2 separate regions of the Homo sapiens genome follow, and region 1 is linked to region 2. The links are chromatin loops, found by intact Hi-C in ENCODE. Cell type or tissue: IMR-90. All regions are shown on one strand. Region 1 overlaps STON1-GTF2A1L (STON1-GTF2A1L readthrough). Region 2 overlaps PPP1R21 (protein phosphatase 1 regulatory subunit 21).

The links. Hi-C counts contacts between places; a loop is a spot of excess contacts. Peaks named below come from ENCODE experiments on the same cell type or tissue, not always from the same donor. Only the 100,000 strongest peaks of a DNase experiment are listed, where the experiment ranks them.
Region 1: a loop joins it to region 2, with 1.9 times the contacts of the local background. A loop is called at or near these places in 1 of 110 quality-filtered maps.

Annotation. Positions count from the first base shown.
Region 1 is chr2:48,565,220-48,569,219 of GRCh38, forward strand. All of the region lies in intron 1 of STON1-GTF2A1L (STON1-GTF2A1L readthrough), which reads left to right. The region is part of intron 1 of STON1 (stonin 1); the gene reads left to right. Among named protein-coding and RNA genes, the nearest start is that of STON1, 37 kb to the left of the region's middle. In IMR-90, a CTCF peak has its summit at 1,508; no DNase peak of the experiment used is centred here.
Region 2 is chr2:48,482,515-48,486,514 of GRCh38, forward strand. All of the region lies in intron 13 of PPP1R21 (protein phosphatase 1 regulatory subunit 21), which reads left to right. Among named protein-coding and RNA genes, the nearest start is that of PPP1R21, 44 kb to the left of the region's middle. In IMR-90, no CTCF peak of the experiment used is centred here; DNase peaks (open chromatin) are centred at 17, 1,227 and 1,587; H3K27ac peaks cover 375 bases.

The DNA.
Region 1 (4,000 bases), 83 kb after region 2:
TTTTTTGTATTTTTGGTAGAGACAGGGTTTCACCATGTTAGCCAGGATGGTCTCGATCTCCTGACCTCGTGATCCACCCGCCTCGGCCTCCCAAAGTGCCAGGATTACAGGCGTGAGCCACCGCGCCCAGCCTCCGACTTCTTATACAGGTACTAATCCTATTCATGAGGGCTCTACACTCATGACCTCATTACCTTCTAATGGCCCCATCTCTAAATATCATCACATTGGGATTCAGGTTTCAACATAGGAATTTTGTGGGGACACAAACATTAAGCCCATAACAAAGGAGGATCCCTGAGCAGGGAATTGGGCACAGGGATCTAAGACAGGGAATTATATTATCAGATCCCCAGGGCAGAATACAGGCATGGTCATAAGTTAGGCAGAATGGAGACACAGTTCTAGAAAAAGATTCATAGCAAGTTGTCTTGATGGTAAACCAAGGTCCAGAGTTGGGCCTCTTTAGCTTCCTCCTGACTGGAGAAAGCAGGTGTTCTAAAGGCTAGAGTAGGGACAGAGGAGGAGAAAGGAAAACTAACATATATCGAGTACATTTATGAGGCAATTTACATATGAGGTAAAATTAATATTACCATTTTACAGATGAGGAAACTGTGGCTCAGTGACCTGCTTAGCAAATTTCTATAGCATCTATGGCAGTGACATGAACATGGTATGGATACATCATAGAAATGTCATGATAATAAGGATAAAATTCTAAAATCCGAATACCCACCCAACTCCAAATCTTCTCTTTGTTCATGTAATGACCATTTTCTGGGACTAGCCAGTTTGGGTTGGATTCTGTTCATATTACTGTCAAAGATAAACACAGCTGGACATTAGTTAAAGTGGTGAGAATAGATTTTTAATTGGTAATAACTATTGCAACAGGGAAAAGAGTCTAGCTTGAACCAAACTCAATTTCCATTTGTACAGAGGTGACTGGGCATATTAGTTTTTATTTTTTTGAGATGGAGTTTCACTCTGTCACCCAGGCTGGAGTGCAGTGGCACCATCTTGGCTCACTGCAACCTCCACCTCCCAGGTTCAAGTGATTCTCCTGCCTCAGCTTCCCAAGTAGCTGGGATTACAGGTGCCCACCACCACGCCCGGCTAATTTTTGTATTTTTAGTAGAGACGGGGTTTCACCATGTTGGTCAGGCTGGTCTCGATCTTCTGACGTCAGGTGATCTGCCCACCTCAGTCTCCACCATGCCCGGCTAATTTTTGTATTTTTAGTAGAGACGGGGTTTCACCATGTTGGTCAGGCTGGTCTCAATCTTCTGACGTCGGGTGATCCGCCCACCTCAGTCTCCCAAAGTGCTGAGATTACAGGCGTGAGCCACCGCACCCGACCTGTGACTGGGCATTTTAAAGGGAGAATGAGCTCAAGGGAGTCAGGGAAGTGAAAAATTACAAAAAGTGGGAAGGAGGGGTTGGTCCATGTGAAATCCATCTGGGTTTGCAAACTGGCATTTATCAAAGTTAGGCTCCTACTCTCCCACTGACGCTAGAGGGACCCTATCTTCAGGCATTGATTGAAACAAACATTGAATTCTTCAGGCAGCCTTGCGTTTTCTCAGGCGGGCACTTTAAGAGGGGCTGGTGTTGTGGTGGTGTGGCCTCGAGCCATTGGAAGCAATATTAGTGTTTGTTCAAGTCGTTACAGGCTGAAGTTGAAAGGCCTATTCAAGAAGCAGACTCTGAGCCTGGCTAGAATTTGGTCAAAGAGAGAATCTATGTCACTATTCTCTAAATTTAGGAAATGAACAGATTATTAGAACAAGGTAAAAAAAAAAAGTTGGCACCCAAGTTTATGCTGGAAAAATGAAGGTTAAATGCCGTAGGGGAGGGGCAGTGTTAGGGAATTGAGCTGGAACCAGCACTGACAATATTTGAAAGCATGGTTAGGTTTTGCTGTGGTTTAATATTTTACAAATGTTATTCCCTGTCACATAGCTGAACTAAATACCCCACATGTTTGCGATTAAGCATTATGAGCTGCAGAACATATGTGCTAATAATATGGTTCATGCAGCCTGTGGGCACTTCTCCCATGACCTAAGATGAAGGTGAGGCTTTTTGATTTTCCTTAAGGTATTGTGTTTTCTGATGATTCCTTTTTGTTCCAAACTTTCGCTTTCCCCTTTAGAACGAAGCCTTTTACAGGAATGATATTTTATTTTTATATATTTATTTTTTTTGAGATGCAGTCTTGCCCTGTCATCCAGGCTGGAGTGCAATGGCGCGATCTTAGCTCACTGCAGTCTCCGCCTCCTGTGTTCAAGCGATTCTCCTGCCTCAGCCTCCTGAGTAGCTGGGATTACAGGCGCCCACCACCGTGCCCGGCTAATTTTTGTATTTTTAGTAGAGACGGGGTTTTGCCATGTTGGTTTCGGACTCCTGACCTCAGGTGATCTGCCCGCCTCGGCCTCCCAAAGTGCTGCGATTACAGGCGTGAGCCACTGCACCTGGCCAGGAATGGTATTTTAAATACTGTCATAGCAAGCCCTTAAGAAAATTCTTCACAGCTGCATGTTAACACACTGGCCTGTCCCTGACTTTGGCTTTGTTTCCAGGATATACAGTTGTTTCTGGAATGTACAGTAGCTAGATTGCAGCCCTCCAATCATACAAAAACAGACTGAGGGTTTGGAAATGCTGCTAAAGTCTAGTTACAGTGTTGCTCTTGAGGAGTCTGGCGCTATAGGGAGTCTGAGAATTCCTTATTTGAAAAACAGCCAATGGAACCGCACAGACACACTGAAATTAAGACATTCTTTCTGTAGATTATGCAGCATTGTTAGAGAGCAAAGAAAAGCCACAGGAATAAAGGACTCAATTCAGCCCTCTGCTGAAGGAGAGGGTGTTCCTGAGGCTTGAGTAGGAATTGACCCAACAGGGACAGTTTGGTTGGGCTGATACCAGGAGGCTACTGAGAGGTGTCGATGATGCCTTCCTGAGCTCTGCTGAATACCTCCTTGGCATCAGTCCTCCCCCAACATCTAGCAGAAACAGAGGAGCCAGACATTAGGGACCACATTGGGGCGTGCTTTTCCCCACAGATGCATACTGAAGTGGGGACAAAGTCTTCAGCTGCCATATGACCTGGATTGCTGTTTCACCTATCACATGCATCTAATCTGACTTCAACAATCTACAGGAGAAGGTAGAACTTCATATTTACATTTTATTTGAGTGGTTTATGAAGAAAAGTAGAGGAAAACTGCAAAGAACGGCAGAAGTAGACTCTTGAGGTTGGAGGGGAGTAGGGGATGATGGTGTGGGAGGGATGAACTTTGCAGGGAGTTACACAAAATTTGGAAAATTACAGAGAATACTGGAATCGCCACTAAAAGAGAGGCAGGGCACCTAAATCTATTTATTAGACAACAATTCTGAGAAATTATTCATCACTAAGGGCAGGACAGTCAGTTGATGCAGTCAAGAAGGGGCAGGAAATAGGGCGAGCTGAGTTATGAAAGCCATTCTCAGAAATGACCCAAATTTGTACTGAGCTGTTGTTCTTGAGCAACCTTGGGGAAAATTATCAGTCTGCTTTTCCCACAGCCTGATGTCCAAGGGGCAGATACGTGTGGTGGGCTTGCTGGAGAAATAGGCTCTTCTCACGTGAGAACAGCATCCTTCCAATCTAGAGCTCCTGGCTCCAGGAAGTGGTGGTGGCTCTACCCTGGTGCTATTTCATTAGTGAAGGGTGGGGTGGTGGAAAGTGCAGAAAAGGCAGGACCCCTGACACCAGCAAGGCATTGGATCTCTCTGGACCTCCGGGTGGTGGACTTTGGGACTGGACAGACCTGGTCACAGTCTAGGTTCTACATCTTACTGGTCGAGCAACTTTAGGCAAGTAGCTTAACTCCTCCGAACTTATTTTCCTTTTCTACCAAATAATGATAATATTACTTCATGAGTTTGTGAGTATTAAATGAGATCATGCATATACAGCCTACAGCCCTTAGCACACCATGAACACATA
Region 2 (4,000 bases):
GAAGGAAACTTATTGTGAATACATGTTTTTATATAAAGAGTAATATATCATCTAGACATTTTGGAGGTATTCCCAGATTCAGGGTCAGCCAGAAGTTACATGGCAGATTAGCATTTAAAATAAAGACACTGTTTTTTTTTTTTTTTTTTAGGATGTCTACTTTATTCTAAAGTGACTATAGTCTGTAGTTGTAATTATGAAAATATATAGACCAACGTTTCCCAAAGTTTAGTGTGTATACACATCATCAGATGACTTTTTTTTCCCCTCAACTTTTAAGTTCAGGGGTAAATGTGCAGGATGTGCAGGTTTGTTACATAGTTAAATGTGTGCCGTAGTGATTAGCTGCACAGATCATCCCATCAACTAGATAGTAAGCCCAGCATCCATTTGCCATTCTTCCTGATGCTATCCCTCCTCCCATCCCCCACCCTCCATCAGGCTCCAGTGTGTCTTGTTCCTTGGCATGTGTCCATGTGTTCTCATCATTCAGCTTCCATTGACAAGTGAGAACATGCAGTATTTGATTTTCTGTTTCTGCGTTAGTTTGCTGAAGATAATGGCTTCTGGCTCCATCCATGTACCTGCAAAGGACATGATCTCGTTCCTTTTTATGGCTGCATAGTGTTCTATGACGTATACGTACTACATTTTCTATAAAATAAAGATACTTTTTTTTCCTTTTTTTTTTTTTTTTTTTTTTTTGAGACAAGTCTCACTCTGTCACCCAGGCTGGAGTGCAGTGCAACCTTTCCCTCCCAGGTTCAAGCGATTCTCCTGCCTCAGCCTCCTGAGTAGCTGGGACTACAGGTGTGCGTCACCATGCCGGCTAATTTTTTTGTATTTTAAATAGAGACAGGGTTTCGCCATGTTGGCCAGGCTGGTCTCGAACTCCTGACCTCAAGTGATCCGCCTGCCTCGGCCTCTCAAAGTTTTGGGATTATAGGCGTGAGCCACTGCACCTGGCCCAATGTCAAAATCCTAAAATTCACAGGAAACCATAAAAGGGGCCTGAATAGCCAAAGCAAACAGCACAAAGCATAAAGCTAGAGGCATCACGTTAACTGACTTGTACTGCTTTATAAGCTCATTTAGCAAAGTAGTGCACATAGTATTTTACCCTTCTCTACCCTGTTCCTTGTAATGCACAATGAGAAACAGAACAGAGTACACATTGTTCCAACCCAAGTGCTGGGATTACAAGCGTGAGGTACCGCGCCTGGCCAAGAGTGTCTTTATTTTAAATGCTAATCCACCATGTAACTTCTGACTAACCCTGAGTCTGGGAATGCCTCCAAAATGTCAATTTAGTGTATTACTCTTTCTTATTTTTAATTTTTTAAATTTCTTTTTTATAGAGGTGGGGTCCTTCTATATTTCCCAGGCTGGTCTCAAACTCCTGGACTCAAGTGATCCTTCTGCTTCGGTCTCCCAAAGTGCTGGGATTACATGCATGAACTACCGTGCCCAGCCTAATGTATTACTCTTTATATAGGAATACCTATTCACTGTAAGATTCCTTCAAAACAAACTTTGACGCCATAACAAAAATCATAGGCTGTGACTCCTGTAGCCACCCACACATTCCTTTCAGAACACGCATACTTTTTCCCCAAGATATAAGCCCTGCGTTTGGGGGTTTGCCATGCAGAGATCTGTTTTGCAGCCACCCAAGACCATGCTTGTGTCTGTAAGTTCCTCCTAATAAATCATCCTATACCAATAAACTGGATTTGCCTGCTTCCTTCTTTGATTTCTTGGCTCCTTCAGCATTTGGGGGTCGTGTTGCAAATACAGCCCTTTCAAGGAGCATATTCTAAGTGAGAATTGTTTGATCTTTAGTCTCAGAGGTCTGAAGTTGGTAGACTCGTGGGAAACATAAAAGGAAAAATAAATCTATGGTCTAAGTCACATGATTCTTTTGTACATTTTGGAGTTAAAATTTAATGTCAAGAAACACTCTAAATAATTAAAATCTTTGGACTAAATAAAGAATAAACTTTTTTTTTTTTTTTTTTTCTGGACTGATTCTTGCTCTGTTGCCCAGGCTGGACTGCAGTGGCATGATCTTGGCTCACTGCAACCTCCCACTCTTGGGTTTAAGCAATTCTTATGCCTCTAGCACCTGAGTAGCTGGGATTACAGGCACATGCCACTACACCCAGCAATTTTTGTATTTTTAGTAGACACGGGGTTTTGCCATGTTGGCCAGGCTGGTCTTGAACTCCTGGCCTCCAGTGATCTGCCCACGTCGGTCTCCCAAAGTGCTAGATTACAGGCATGAGCCACTGCATCCTGCCAAGAGTAAACATTTTGATTGTGAGAATGACTATAATCAAGCTACAATAGCATTGTTCTTAGTATTGTACTTTTTTCATGAGTACCTCAATTACCATCAACCAAGATTGCTTACCAACCAAATTGTATTATTATAACATTGTATATACTTCCAGTGAAATATTGAATAAAACTGTCTGTGATGTGTAGAAAGAAAATGTCTGTTAGGGATGAGCAATTCAGTATACAAAAAGCATTCAGTACTTACAGACTGTTGGTGGGAATGTAAATTAGTTCAACCCCTATGGAAAGCAGTATGGAGATTTCTCTCATTTTTAGAGTTCTGAAAATAGAATTACCATTCGACCCAGCAATACCCACTACTGGGTATTAACAATCCCACTACTATGTTCACCATTTGGGTGATGGGCTCAATGGAAGCCCAAACCCCAGTATTACACAATATGCCCGCATAACAAACCTGCACATAAACTCCCTGCCTCTAAAATAAAATGTAAAAAAAAAAACAAAAAGCATTCAGCATCCTAATTGAATTTTTATACACTTGGACATCTTATGACTATGTTGAGCATAATCATTTCTTTTCAAAAATATATTGAATGTAATAGTAATTTGCCAATTGGTTGGTTCCTTTTCTGTGACAACTGTACCATAGTAATATGTTAACAGTAGGAAAAATTGGCTAAAGGGTGTAATGAAACTCCATACCTTTTCTATAAGTCTAAAACTATCCTAAATCAAAGACGTATTTATTACAAGTGTATATAAATATAGGAATATATTAATAATTTTTAAATTCCCTAGTTTTAAAATGTTAGTGAAAATAATCTCATTCATGGACCATAGTAATTTTGAGTTAAAACATCATGATCACTTCAGGTTAAATCTCAAATACTATTTCTTTTCAAATAGTCTTATTTCCTCCATTAATTATCTATAGTCTAAAACAATCAACAAAATTTCTTGATTCTAAATTAATGAAATTGTTTGTACAGAATTGCTATAAAAATTTTCATGTTTTGTGATTGACATATATATAGTTGTATATATTAACTAATATATACAATTGTATATACTAACTAATATATACAATTGTATATACTAACTAATATATACAATTGTATATACTATATATAATTGTATTATATATAGTTTTATATATTATATTAATATATACAATTATATATAATATAATTAATACATATGTGTATATATGTATACCTCTTCTATGCTTTCCTAACCACAGGCCTTTATTGTACTATTCTTGGACTGGAGACAGTTGCATAGGAAGTCAGGCACTGGGGCGTCCAATCCGTATTTGGCTGTGCAGATACTTCTCATTGCTAGTTAGGGTGTGCACTAGGAAACTAGCTATAGCCCAGTAAGGACTGTGAGACAGTGTGGTTGTGTTGGCTATTCCTTTCCAGCCTGGTGGGTTGTTTATATAAATACAAGATAATTTCTCCTCAATGCCTGTTACACTATCAAAACAGTGGTTTTTAACTGGTAAATAGTGGTTTTTAACTGGTAAATACAGGATCATTTACCCAATGTTAGAATTAATACTCCGACGAGGAAATCTTGGTGGCTGTAGTAAAGATAGCCAAGATGGTGTTCAGAGATCCTTACTTCTCTCTGTTCTTTCCATGTAGATTTGTGACCTAATTGATACTCAGTGCAATCCTGACACTTGAGACCATTC